2 separate regions of the Homo sapiens genome follow, and region 2 is linked to region 1. The links are chromatin contacts, found by Hi-C or POLR2A ChIA-PET in ENCODE. All regions are on one chromosome and are shown on one strand. Each heading gives the region's core, a stretch centred on a gene start or an enhancer-like site at or near the end of the contact. The rest is flanking DNA. Distances are from core to core; before and after follow the strand shown. Region 1 holds the start of RPL26L1 (ribosomal protein L26 like 1). Region 2 has its middle 15 kb from the start of C5orf47.

Region 1 (6,871 bases), core at 3,737-6,236:
GGAGGCTGAGGGAGGAGAATGGCTTGAACCCGGGAGGCAGAGGTTGCAGTGAGCCGAGATTGTGCCACTGCACTCCAGCCTGGGCAACAAGAGTGAAACTCTGTCTCAAAAAAAAAAAAAAAAAAAAAGGCAACAGGCCAGACACTGTGGCTCATGCCTGTAATCCCAGCACTTTGGGAGGCCAAGGCAGAAGGATTGCTTGAAGCCAGGAGTTTGAGACCAGCCTGGGCAGCAAAGCAATACCTATTTTTAAATAAATAAATAAATAAATAAATGTCTCTAATTTAAAATATATATATATTTAACAGCAGCTCCTTCTCCCTCTTTGCCCTCCTTCTCTGTCTCACCTTCTACATCTTACCTACTCAAAAAATTTTTTTCATTCATTCAACAAATATTGACTGACCCTTCTCCTCTCTAAGTGTCAGGCTCTGCACTGAGGTCAGACAACAAACAAGATGAACTCTCTGGTTTCATGGAGCTTAGCCTGATGGCCAGTAAGCAGTTAATGAGTACATAGACAAATACATGACCACTAACTGGAATAAGTCACATAGGAACTTACTGGGATGATTAAAAATGGTCTTTTTAATGGTCTAATCATAATTAGGGTAATGGCTATTTGGTTTTACATTTGCCAAAACTGACCTGTGCATTTTACTGTGTGTAAATTATGCCTCAGTTAAAAATAAAATGATTTCAAATTGTGCTTACTGCTACGAAGAAAAAATAAAGAATGCTAGGCTATAATATTGGTTAAAGGATCTGGGAAGGCTTCTCTGAGGAACGGACATTTAAGGTAGGACCCGAAGAATGAGGAGTTACCTATGTAAAGGAGAGAAGGAAGAGCACTCCAGGCAGAGAGAACATTCCAGCGGGAGAAAAGATCAAGGTGTATTTAAAGACCCCAGAAGCCCAGTGTGGTTAAAGTGTAGAGCACATGGGGGTTAGGAGGAGATGAGGATGGAGAAGTAGACCAGGATTGGCCCATAGAGGGCCTTGCAGTCAATGATTTTAGATTTTTTTTTTTTTTTTTGAGACCGAGTTTTACTCTGTTGCCCAGGCTGGAGTGCAGTGGCGCAATCTTGGCTCACTGCAACCTCTACCTCCTAGGTTAAAGCGATTCCCCTGCCTCAGCCTCCCGAGTACTTGGGATTACAGGTGTGTGCCACCACACCTAATTTTTGTATTTCTAGTAGAGGTGGGGTTTCACCATGTTGGCCAGGCTGGTCTCGAACTCCTGACCTCAGGTGATCCACCCACCTCAGCCTCCCAAAGTGTCGGGATTACAGGCGTGAGCCACCGCGCCTGGCCATGATTTTAGATTTTATAAGCACATCAGGCACCATTGGTAAGCACCTGGCTAACTCCTCATTTCTCAGGTCTTCTCTTAAATGTATTAGTTCCTCAGAGAAGCCTTCCCAGGTCCTTTAATCAATATCATAGCATCCTTTATATTTTCTTCATAGCAATGAACACAATTTGAAATCATTTTATTTTTAACTGAGGCATCATTTACATACAGTAAAATGTACAGGTCAGTTTTGGCAGATATAAAACTGCCAAAGGATTTTTTTTTTTTTTTTTTTTTTTTGAGACAGAGCCTCACTCTGTCACCCAGGCTGGAGTGCAGTGGCATGATCTTGGCTCATTGGAAGCTCCCCCTCCCGGGTTCACGCCATTCTCCTGCCTCAGCCTCCCAAGTAGTTGGGACTACAGGCGCCCACCACCACGCTCAGCTAATTTTTTATATTTTTAGTAGAGATGGGTTTCACCGTGTTAGCCAGGATGGTCTCAATCTCCTGACCTCATGATCTGCCTGCCACAGCCTCCCAAAGTGCTGGGATTACAGGCGTGAGCCACTGTGCCTGGCCGTTTTTTGTTGTTGTTGTTGTTGTTTTTGAGACAGAGTCTCACTCTGTCACCCAGGCTGGAGTGCAATGGCACAATCTCGGTTCATTGCAACCTCCGCCTCCCGGGTTCAAGCGATTGTCATGCTTCAGCCTCCCGAGTAGCTGGGATTACAGGTGTGCACCACCACGCCTGGCTAATTTTTTGTATTTTTAGTAGAGATGGAGTTTCACCATGTTTCCCAGGCTGGTCTCAAACTCCTGAGCTCAGGGGATCCACCCGCCTGGGCCTCCCAAACTGCTAGGATTACAGGCGTGAGCCATCATGCCCAGCCTGCCAAAGGTTTTAAATAGGACCTGATTTGCAAATAATACCACTCTGTGGAAAATGGACAAAGGTAAAAGAGGGAACTGCAATGCTGCCTTGAACTGGACAGGAAATAGGTTCAAGACTTACTTTGGAGGTAGAATCAACAAGCCTTGATGGTAGATTACAAGAGGGGGTTAAGGAGCGTTGTTAAAGATAACAAAGGTTTAGGGGCATATGCAGCTGGGGAGATATAAATGGCACTTACTGGAGATGTGGAAGATGGGAGTAGAGTTGGATTCTGGAGGCAGTGAGAGTGTTAGGATCAAGAGTACTCTTAAGAAGCTTGAAATGTCAATGGGCTACCTAAATAGAGATGTTCAGTAGGTAGTCAGATCTATAGGTCTGTGTTATAGGTAGTCAGATATACAGGTTGTCTAAAGTGGTCTGGACTGGGATATAAAAGAGGGAGTTGTTAGCACACAGCAGACATTTAAAGCTCTAAGAACGGATTATTACCTATTCTTTACCTACGTAGAGAACACAGAGCAGAAAGAGATGCTAGATGTGTCCACTGGATTCAGTCACGAAGGGATTATTAGTGATCTACGTCAAAGTAGGTTCTATAATGTAGTGGGGACAGGGAATAGACTGAAGAGAATCCAAGAGTGAATGGGAGATGAGGAAGTGTAGACAGCTCTCTTGAGGAGGTTGGTTATGAATAGAGAACAAAGTGTAGTAGCTGGAAGGAAATGTGGGCTAGGGAAGTGAATCCAAATTTTCCAGCTCTCTTTGAAAATCCAAGAATCTAACAATGGGCCTGCATTTCCCCCAGGCATCAATGGGCTAAAGGTAGATGATTATATCTTATATGTGAGGCTTGAGCTTTCCAGTTTGCCATTTTCTATCCCTACCTATCCCCTATAAGTATTTGCAATTCCCCCATTCTAGAACATGTCTGATGGGAAGGATCCAGGAGAGAGGGGGTTGAAACTGCTGATCATACCTCTGAACTACTCTTTCCACTCTTCCTGTCACACTTCCGGCTTAACTCCACATTTTTTCCTCCTTAACATATCCCCAAACCTTCAAAGAGTCCCAGTGTCTCAGATGATACACCAAGCCTCATCACCTTATGTCATTTCATTCTCTAAGACAATAGCTCTTAACTGAGTGAGGGAAGAGTTGATTTTGCCCCCCAGGGAGCATTTGGCAATATCTGGAAATATTTTTGCTTGTCACAACTGTGAAGGGAGGGAGTGCCACTGGCATCTAGTGGGGAGAGGCCAGGGACGCTGCTAAACATTCTACAATGCACAGGACAGCCCCCACCCCCCACCCCCCACAACAATTATCCAGTCCAACATATCAATAGAGCTGAGGCTAGGAAACCCTGCTCTAAAACGTGATCTCCATGAGAACAAGGGCCTCGTCAATCTTGTCCTAGAACAATCTCTGGTAAGTGCTCCATAAATATTCCTTTGAGGAATGAATCTAGCCCCTGCTTATTTCACTCATATCCAACTCCCTTCCCTCCTCTCATGCATTCTAAGCTCCAATCACAGAGAACAGAGGGCTTGTACGTTCTCACATGGGCCAGTCTTTTAGAAATTATGAAAGAGTGACTCGCTGCATCTTTACCAGTTCTCCTGCCAAATCCAATGCTATCACATGGCCAGCTCCCACAAATCTCTGTCCATCAATCCCACTACACCCAAATACACTAAAACACTACTCTCACTGCAGCACCTTCCCCTACAGTCTGGTTCAACAAGCCACCCTGGGCAACAACACTTGGCAAACTAGCAGCCAGAAGGTTAAATCAAAAGTATTTTTGGTGGGGCACGGTGGCTCACACTTGTAATCCCAGTGCTTTGGGAGGCTGAGGTGGGAGGATCACTTGAGGCCAGGAGTTCAGAGACCAGCCTGGGCAACATAGCAAGACCCTATCTCTACAAAACAAACAAAAAAGCAGGTTTTTGCTTGGTTGACATACTGTTTTATTAAATTTTACTATTACTATTAAATAATTAAATGCTCTAAAGCAACGCAGGCACTCTCTGGTGGCTCTGAACCCTATCTCTGGCCTAACACATCTGAAGGGTCACACTACTTTCCAGAGTCCTGAGGCATGTGAGTCTGTGACTGCTCCACGCATGACGTTCTTAGGCAACGGTGTCCGAGCGCCACTAGCGCCGGAGGGAGACGTACCTGGACCTCGTCGTCCTTGCGGATGGGCATGGAGCGGACATTGTACTTCTGCCGCAGCTCCTTGGAGAGCGGGGATGACATGATCTTCCTGCGCACGTGTGAGGGGGCATTGAAGTGACGTTTGCGGTTTTTACTGCGGTCCGAGGTAACGAAGGGATTGAACTTCATGGTGACCCTCTACAAAGGGCGGAGAGAGACGGAATGAAGGGGCGCTCAGTGGGTTACAGGGGCCTGTTCTCGACCCAAGACACTCCTCATCCCCCAACAAAGGCTCTACAGGGGAGGTAGCCTCTGAAAAGGCAACTGAGGGAGGACAGAGAGATGCGACTAGTCTGACTATCACATAAAGTGAGGCGTGTGTGGAGGTCGCATGCCCGTCTAAAGGGGTCGTGGGGGAGAGGGTAGCACTGGGACCTTGAGGCTGAGGAAGGAATGCTAGGGTTAGGCAGGAATGGGTGGTCGGGAGGTCACTCAAAGAGAGCTGTGGGGTGACATGTGTTCCCGCGACACATAGGGCAGGGTCTCACGGGGCGGTAGAGTTCACTGTCCGAGAAAACTCCAGCCTCCACTCACCCGGCTACTAGCTGCCTCAGACCCTGAGTGCGCAGGGCCGGAAGTGAGTTTCCGTGCCGCGCAAGCGCAGAAAGACATCGAAGCCCCATTTCCGTAGGAGCGAAGTCGAATGGCGCCCCCAGCGGCTTGGGGTGGGATCTCAGTGCCTCATTCCTGGCGGCCCCGGGAGGGCGATGCCAGTGAGTACAAGGGCCTGCTTGTGTAGGGCCTGCGGTAGAGGCTTACTGGTGTTCTTTTTTTTTTTTTTGAGACGGAGTCTCGCTCTGTCGCCCAGACTGGAGTGCAGTGGCGCGAGCTCGGCTCACTGCAAGCTCCGCCTCCCGGGTTCACGCCATTCTCCTGCCTCAGCCTCCCGAGTAGCTGGGACTACAGGCGCCCCCCACCACGCCCGGCTAATTTTTTGTATTTTTAGTAGAGACGGGGTTTCACCCTGTTAGCCAGGATGGTCTCGATTTCCTGACCTCGTGATCCGCCCGCCTCGGCCTTCCAAAGTGCTGGGATTACAGGCGTGAGCCGCCGCGCCCTCCTACCTCTACTTTTTTCTATCTCTGGGACTAAACGGCGGCCGGCGGCGTGCCTGCGGGTTTGTGGCCGCCGCCCCGCCCCTCTCTCCTAGACCCCGCCCCTCTCATCCAGTCCCCGCCCACTCCGGCCGCTCCGCGCCCACCTGTGGCCCTCTTGGCCCTTCTGCCCGTGCCTGGCCCCGCCGGGTCGCTCCCGAGCTCCGCGTTTCGTTCGCCGACCCCTGGAAGACTGCCTGGAGGCCCGGGCGCCACCCAACCACTGGCTAGGCCGACACTTTGCGCGGACCCTGGGTGTAAAAGGTCCCCGGGTCTCTGGTCCCGACGGAGCTGTGAGGGAGATCAACCACGCCCCCTCCGTGGGCACCGTGGCGGCAGGGAAGGAAAAGGGCTCTGGGTCTCGACTCTCTTCGGGTTAAGAACCGACGGGGTTTATTCTATGCAAGGTGTTATTAACTCCAACTCTCCCTTTCGTTCATTCATTCCATATATGTTGAACGACAACTTAGTGCCAAATGCCGGCATGCTGAAACTCAGAGAGGGAAGATGTCTTGCAAGTACAGCAGCCACACCCAGGCAGGTCCCGTGCTCTCTCTTAGTTTATCAGTGTTCCCTGACATGTAGTGGTGACATTGTTAAACACCTGCGTTTACTAATACTAGATTTTTTTTTTTTTTTTTTTTGAGATAGAGTTTCGCTCTTGTTCCCTGGGCTGCAGTGCAGTGGCACCATCTCGGCTCACCGCAACCTCCGCCTCCCAAGTTCAAGCGATTCTCCTGCCTCAGCCTCCCCAGTATCTGGGATTACAGGTATGCGCCACCACGCCCGGCTAATTTTGTATTTTTAGTAGAGACGGGGTTTCTCCATGTTGGTCAGGCTGGTCTTGAACTCCCGACCTCAGGTGATTCTCCCGCCTCGGCCTCCCAAAGTACTGGGATTACAGGCGTGAGCCACTGCGCCTGGCCTACTAATACTAGGTTTTATTCCGGGCCCTTCACAGTTAATGTTGGAGGCCTCTGGAGGATGGCCACACCTGGGCTATTTGCAGAAGCCTGGACAGCACAGCAGGCAGAGTTAAAGCAGTTAAGGCAGTATCAGCTGAAGGGCCACCCAGCTGTGCGTGTGCCCAGGCTCCAAGAATAAGGAGGTTGGGGGGCAGTCCTAAGAAAGGAAGTCATTACCTATCGGCAACCCAGGAGCAGACGCTGGCATAACGGCGCACACACAGTAAAGGTCAGAGGTTCTTCTTAGAATAGTCCTTAGGTGTTAGTCAAACCCATGCCCTGCCCCAAGGAGTTCATTCATTCATTCACTCATTCATTCACTCACTCACTCACTGGTTCTGTTTATTCACTCATTTCTCTATCACATATCCATTTATTGTCATTCACCCACTTATTTACTCATAC
Region 2 (7,409 bases), core at 3,904-6,403, 1.0 Mb before region 1:
AATAAAAAAATTAATAAAAATTGAACAGACCCCCAATAACAAGCAGAAAAATTGAAATGGTAACTTTAAAATGGCCAACAACAACAAAAAGTCCAGGAGCAGATAGTTTCACAGCTGAATTCTATCAGACATTCAAAGAATTGGTACCAATACTATTGACACTATTCCAAAACATAGAGAAAGAGGGAATGCTCCCTAAATCATTCTATGAGGCCAGTATTACCCTAACACCAAAACCAGGAAAGGACATAATAAAAAAAGAAAACTACAGACCAATATTCCTGATAAACATAGATGCAAAATTCCTCAACAAAATACTAGCTAACCGAATCCAACAACATATCAACAAGATAATCCATCATGATCAAGTGGGTTTCATACCAGGGATGCAGGGATAGTTTAACATACACAAGTCAATAAATGTGATGCACCACATAAACAGAATTAAAAATAAAAATCACACGATCATCTCAATAGACACAGAAAAAGCATTTGACAAAATCCAGCGTCACTTTATGATTAAAACCCTCAGCAAAATCGACATAGAAGGGACATACCTTAACGTAATAAAAGCCATCGATGACAAACTTACAGCCAACATTATACTGAATGGGGGAAAGTTAAAAGCATTTCCCCCTAAGACCTGGAACAAGACAAGGATGCCCACTTTCACCACTTGTATTCAACATAGTACTGGAAGTCCTAGCCAGAGCAATCAGACAAGAGAAATAAAGGGCATCCAAATTGGTAAAGGAGAAATCAAATTGTCACTCTTTGCCAATAATATGATCATATACCTAGAAAACCCTAAAGACTCATCCAACAAGCACCTAGATCTGATAAATGAATTCGGTAAAGTTTCAGGATACAAAGCCAATGTACACAAATTAATAGCACTGCTATACACCAACAGCGACCAAGCTGAGAATCAGAACAAGAACTCAACCCCTTTTACAATCGCTGCAAAAAATAATAATAATAATAAAATTCTTAGGCATACACCTAACACCTAACCAAGGAGGCGAAAGACCTCTACAAGGAAAACTACAAAATGCTGCTGAAAGAAATCACAGGTGGCACAAACAAATGGAAACACATCACATGCTCATGGATGAGTAGAATCAATATTGTGAAAATGACCATACTGCCAAAAACATTGTGAAAATGACCATACTGCCAAATTCAATGCAATTCCCATCAAATTACCATCATCATTCTTCACAGAACTAGAAAAAGCAACCCTACAATTCATATGGGACCAAAAAAAAAAAAAAAAGTTCACATAGCCAAAACAAGACTAAGCAAAAAAAAAAAAAAAATCTGGAGGCATCACATTTTCCAACTTCAAGCTATACTATAAGCATATAGTCACCAAAACAGCATGGTACTCTGGTATAAAAATAGGCACATAGACCAACAGAACAGAATAGAGAACTCAGAAATAAAGTCAAATACAGCCAGCTGATCTTTGACAAAGCAAACAAAAACATAAAGTGGGGAAAGGACATCCTATTCAACAAATGGTGCTGGGATAATTGGCAAGCCACAGGTGGAAGAATGAAATTGGATCCTCATCTCTCACCTTATACAAAAATCAACTCAAGATGGATCAAGGACTTAAATCTAAGACCTGGAACCATAAATATTTTAGAAGATAACATTGGAAAAACCCTTCTAGACTTTGGCTTAAGCAAAGACTTCATGACGAAGAACCCTAAAACAAATGCAACAAAGGTAAATAGATGGTACTTAATTAAACTAAAAAGAAAGAAATAATCAGCAGAGTAAGCAGACAACCCACAGAGTGGGAGAAAATCTTTACAATCTATACTTCCAACAAAGGACTAATATCTGGAATCTACAAGAAACTCAAATCAGCAAGAAAAACAAAACAAATAATCCCATCAAAAAGTGGGCTAAAGACATGAAGAAAAAATTCTCAAAAGAAGATATACAAATGGCCAACAAACACAAAAAAATGCTCAACATCACTAATGATCAGGGAACTGCAAATCAGAACCACAATGCGCCAACACCTTACTCCTGCGAGAATAGCCATAATTAAAAAATAGGTAATGTTGCTGTGGATGTGGTGGAAAGGGAAGCCTTTCACATTGCTGTTGGGGATATAAACTAGTACAACCACTATGGAAAACAGCGTGGAGATTTCTTTTTAATTTTATTATTATTATACTTTAAGTTTTTTAAGTTTTAGGGTACATGTGCACAACGTGCAGGTTTGTTACATATGTATATATGTGCCATGTTGGGAGATTTCTTAAAGAACCAAAAGTAGATCTACCATTTGATCCAGCAATCCCACTACTGTGTATTTTCCCAAAGGAAAAGAAGTCATTTTATTTAAAAAAAAAAAAAAAAGACACTTGCACATGCATGTTTATAGCCATACAATTTGCAATTGCAAAAATATGGAACCAGTCCAAATGTCCATTCAGCAACGAGTGGATAAAGAAAATGTATATATATATATATATATATATATATATATATATATGCACACACACACACCATGGAATACTACTCAGCCATAAAAAGGAATAAAATAATGCATTCACAGCAACCTAGATGGAGTTGGAGACCATTATTCTAAGTGAAGTAACTCAGGAATGGAAAACCAAACATTGTATGTTCTCACTTATAAATTGGAGCTAAGCTATGAGGATGGAGGATGAGAATGATACAGTGCACTTTGGGAACTCAGGGGAAAGGGTGGGAGTGAGGGTGAGGGGTAAAATACTACACATTGGGTAGTCTACTACACTGCTCAGGTGTAGCAGCAACAGTGCACACTGCTTGGGTGATGGATGCACCAAAATCTCAGAAATCACCTCGAAAGCACTTATCCATGTAACCAAACACCACCTGTTCCACAAAAAACTATTGAAAATTTAAAACTACCATTATGGTAACCGAAGCCATTTGTTTCTCTTATTTTTTAGTCATTGGATTTTGAATTCTGGCATGCTGGAAAAATTTTTAAAATCAAATACCAGATGGTGTGTAATAAAAATTGTAGAGATTATTTGAAACTCCAGATAATGTTATCATTCTCCAGAGAGAATTTACTTTTGTTTCTGGTGGGCAGCTGAGGTAGAGGAAGTTCATCTTAATTCCTTATCTGGGATCAAGCTGATTTATAGCTGGGTTCAGTCTTTACAAAGGCTAGTGTATATCTTGTTTGGTCTTACTCTCTAGACTCTCGCTCTTAAATGCCCCAGTTGAAAGTCCAGGGTGTTTATCAGGGCCCTTTCTGGACCTGGTCTTATTTTTGTCCCTTACACCCCATGAGGCCACCTACAGCTCAGCGTCTTAGCCTCTAGGCTGTCACTCACGATCAGCCAATGTCTGGAGGAGAAGTCATGCTGGATATTGCATCACCGTGGTGCTTGTCTTCTGCCCAGACCTGTGCACAACCGGCCTCAAGGTCTTACCACCTCAGTAGCTCTCCAGTCCTTTTGAATATATATTTATATAAATATAAAATATATATTTTTAAATCTAGTGTTTATTTTGGTAGGAGAGACATCAAATCTGATACTAACTCCTTCCGCTTAGACAGAAGAACAGGGAAGGAGGAGATGTAGGCAACAGAGGAGACTGAAGCTACTGTGCCTTAAAACCCTGTTTTGGCCTGTCCATATGGAACAGTCACAGAGCTGTCTCACTGTCCCAGTCACCTGGGGCCTTCCCTGTTCTCCACGAGAGTCAGCATGCGGGGCTGCTAACAGGATGCCCAGCAGGATGACACGAGAGCCTGATAAGTGAGGGTGCACCCAGCTTACACCTTCTCACGGTGCAGATCTCAGCCTAAAGGCCCCTCTTGGGAGCTGCCATCCTGGACCCCTCTCTCCAAAGCAGCTCTGTCCTTGCGCCTTCCCTCACACATTGTCTCTACCATGCTCTGAAATTCTCTTATTTACTGTGTACTTGTTTATTGTCACCCTCCCCCACCTCAGCCTCATATCAGCACCTGCCCCCCTACCACCACCACCACCACCACCAGCCTCTTGGGACTCGAGTGTTCTGGTAAGAGGGGGAGAGGACTGTGGCTTATCTCAACACTTAGACATCATCTCCAGCATCTCCTTCACCTGCAGCAAGGGGCCAACCCTCAGTACCAGCGTGCGCCACCTCCACTGTTTCCCCAAAGTCTGCCCACTCCCGAGGTGGGGAAGCTCCTATGGCACTGCATCCCATCCCAGAATATGCTTATTACAAATTATAATCACCTGTGTACAAGTCTACCTCCCCAAGGAGACCATGGGGCCGGAACGTGCCTTTTCTGTTCATTCAAGTGTTCATGCCTGTCTCTCTCACCTGATAAGGCGAGGAGGAGTTTCTGCTCACTAGTCCTTCCCCCGCCCCCGTGGGCCGCAGAGCACCTGACACCATCCAGAGGTTCCCGTGGCTCCAGGCTTCTCTCCATGCTACCAGCCAATTTCTGAGCCCTGTCTCTGAGCCAGACCCGTGCTCGGTATGTACATGGAGTGCGTTATTCCATCCTTACGACCTAGGAGACAGGAACTGCCAATTCTGTGAGGTAGGGGCCGTGAGCCTCGTTTTACAGATAAGAAGGAGGAGGCACAGGAGAGGTTAAGTCGCTCAGCCAAAGTTACGGCAGGGAAGTCCCGGGGCAGGGACTCAAACCCAGGCTGTGTGGCTCTGGCTGCCACAGCCTGAGCCCCTATTCGAGACCGCGCCAATCACAGCATCCGTCACACTGTGTTATGGTTGTTTCTCTCTTCCCCTCCACGGAGCTTCTCCCGGAGGGAGACAGTCGACCAGAAGAGTGAAGAATGCAGGAAGGGCTGATTGGAAGCGGGGAGCCTTTGTCTTGCTCAGCTGACATTGTCCACCAGGTGGCAGTCACAGCTCCCGGATAAAGTCGTCCCTTTTCATCTCCCCCCTTCCCCTTTAAGAAGGAAACCCTTTTTTTCCCCCGACGCCGCCTCCCTCAATTTTTATTATTACCAAGAAGTGAAGTGAGTAGCCTCAACTCAAAACACGACTCCCTGCCTGAGCTTTTTGAAAACGGCACGTGGAGAAGGTGCGTCTCCAACCCCCGTGAGCCGCGGCGCAAGCGGAGAGAGGCAGGCGGGCTTGGGGGTGCGCAGCCTGGGAGCCCAGGATCCATGACGTGAGATGGAATTTCAGCCCACAAAAGAGGTGACTGGCTCCTCCCTCCCCACCCCTCATCAAACAGCTGCAGGAGCGCAGTTAACCAAACGGTGCATATTCCTAGTCATGAATTCCATTTGGCCAGCAGCAGGTCTGGGACATATGGTCCCCTGAGGACACCTCGGGGATGGCTGTCAGGAAAGGGCCTACCCACCTCATCTGCCTGAAATGCTGTTCCTTCACCCTCCGCTAGTTCTGCCACAGCTTCTGGCAGCTTCCATTGTGTTCCCAAGAGTGGAAAGGGGACTGATTCGGGGGGAGTGGGGAGCCGGAACACACCTTGCTCCTAAGTCCCCTAACTTTCAAAGTGCTAACCCCAGGACTGCTCTGTGAGGGAAAGAGGCCCAGGCCAATTCTATGTGTTGAGGGGAAGAGAGATTTCCTTTTTTATAATAAACAAATTGTGGGCCGGGTGCGGTGGCTCACGCCTCTAAATTCCAGCACTCTGGGAGGCCGAGGCGCGCGGATCACCTGAGGTCAAGAGTTGGAGACCAGCCTGGCCAACATGGCGAAACTCCGTCTCAACTAAAAATATAAAAATTAGCCAGGTGTGGTGGCGGGCGCCTGTAATCCCACCTGTTCAGGAGGCTGGGGCGGGAGAATCGCTTGAACCTGGGAGGCAGAGGTTGCAGTGAACCGAGATGGCGCCACTGCACTCCAGCCTGGGCGACAGATCAAGACTCCATCTCAAAAAAAAAAAAAAAAAAAACCACACACAGAAATTGATATATTTTAAATGTGTATGTTAAACAAATAAATAAATGCTATTAACCCTCAAAGTACAATGTAACATCCTTGTGCTCTTGTTGAGAATTAGGGGAAGATTGGATTCTTTGTGGGTTACCACAGAGGGTGTGATAATGGTACCAAGTTGAAAGGTGTTCAGGGCTCAATGCTATGATACCAGGCAGTGGAGCTCTATGGCTATTGTTCAGCCTTCAGATAATGTCAGCTGTCTCCATTTTCAGTCCTTTGTGAATGAAAGGACCCTGGGCCCAGGGGACCTGGCCCAACCCTGAAGGAATGGGAGGGCCCCACCCCTACAGGGAACTGAGATACAATTCTCTAGACCTGGTAGCAGGAAAACTGAGTGTTTCCTCCCTCCCCCTGCTGCCTCCACACCACAAAACCAACACAGACACACACCTGGGTTTTGCGCCCAGTCTCTTAATTAAGTTGCCTGCATCATCACTTCCATCTCATTTTCCTTCCAGAACCGCCCTTCCCGCCCCCGCCAAATTAGAGCACCGCTTGATCAGAATTAGAGTCTGTTTCATGCAACTAAGTATTAATACCACTCCTTACTTGTTGAAGCAGGATCTCATACCCTTTCAGATAAGCAAAGAATTTCAATGAGACTTCAGAGGACAGGGAGGGGATTGGGGTAACAGTCTCCCTTTGTAATCGATACCTTCCTTTTGAAGGTTCTGTGTGTCTAGGCAGGATTAGAACTGGCCTTGTTTCCTTCTGACTTCATGAAAGTTTTGCCTTTGCTGAAGTGTTCCAAGGGAACGAGATTAGTAATGCGTTGTAAATTGTGTTTCCTCCCAAAATAGTAGGGCACGTGGGACTTTGCCAACTCTCAAGTCACGCGCACGTGTCTTCCTCACTGCCCACGTTCTCTCTGACACGAAGAGCTAACGTGGCCCGGTTCTGCTGCCATCCTCCACTGACACCAGTGACACCAGCGCCACTGCTATCCCCTCCTAAGGGCTTCTCCTGCCCCACTCGGGCTCCTTTACAATCTATTCTTCCCACAGTTGTCCTGGTGATCGCAAATCAGTCCCATTCCTCCCCTGCAGCTACTCTTCACTGACTCTCCCTCTGTGTAATTAGAAATAAAATCTAAAGTCTCTACTGGGCTAACAAGGTCTTGTCTTGTGCAGCCCCTCCACCTCTCTGAGCTCAGGTGCGCCCCCTGGCTCACTGTGCCCGGCCACACTGCTCTTCCTTGCACATTTATCAAGCTCAGTCTTGCCCCAGGACACTTGCACGTGCTATTTCCTCTGTCCAGAATACTTTCTCCTCACAGTTTAGCATGGCTTGTGTTTTCTCATTATTCAGATGTGTTTAAATCTCACCTGTCAAGGAGGCCTTCTCTAATCGCCCAGTTAACATAGCCCCACTCCTTCCTAGTCTGCACTGTATTAGCTGGTTTAATTTCCTCGAGGCTTAGCACTAATGTTTTCCTACTTATGTACGTGTTTACT

The links. Hi-C counts contacts between places; a loop is a spot of excess contacts on that map. ChIA-PET counts read pairs that join two places held with the same protein, here RNA polymerase II (POLR2A). Pooled maps may share reads with other maps.
Region 2: a loop to region 1 is called in a map of CD4-positive, alpha-beta T cell, with 4 times the contacts of the local background. The contact joins the enhancer-like site here to the promoter of RPL26L1 in region 1. A Hi-C loop is called at or near these places in 1 of 168 maps with a recorded cell type or tissue (CD4-positive, alpha-beta T cell) and 2 of 50 pooled maps. POLR2A ChIA-PET finds 5 or more read pairs at or near these places in 2 of 52 experiments (PC-9 and naive thymus-derived CD8-positive, alpha-beta T cell).

Annotation. Positions count from the first base shown.
Region 1 is chr5:172,957,539-172,964,409 of GRCh38, reverse strand. It overlaps RPL26L1 (ribosomal protein L26 like 1), which reads right to left and starts at 4,986. Exons shown (of 4, transcript NM_016093.4): 1 at 4,942-4,986; 2 at 4,369-4,545. The coding sequence starts at 4,536. It overlaps RPL26L1-AS1 (RPL26L1 antisense RNA 1), which reads left to right and starts at 5,042. Exons shown (of 4, transcript NR_026682.1): 1 at 5,042-5,120; 2 at 6,153-6,271.
Region 2 is chr5:173,970,820-173,978,228 of GRCh38, reverse strand. No RefSeq gene overlaps it. Among named protein-coding and RNA genes, the nearest start is that of C5orf47, 15 kb to the left of the region's middle. RefSeq lists an enhancer at 4,958-5,037. Within about 2 kb of position 5,153, at least 13 of the 41 ENCODE cell types and tissues checked have a DNase peak (open chromatin) inside an H3K27ac peak, as active enhancers do.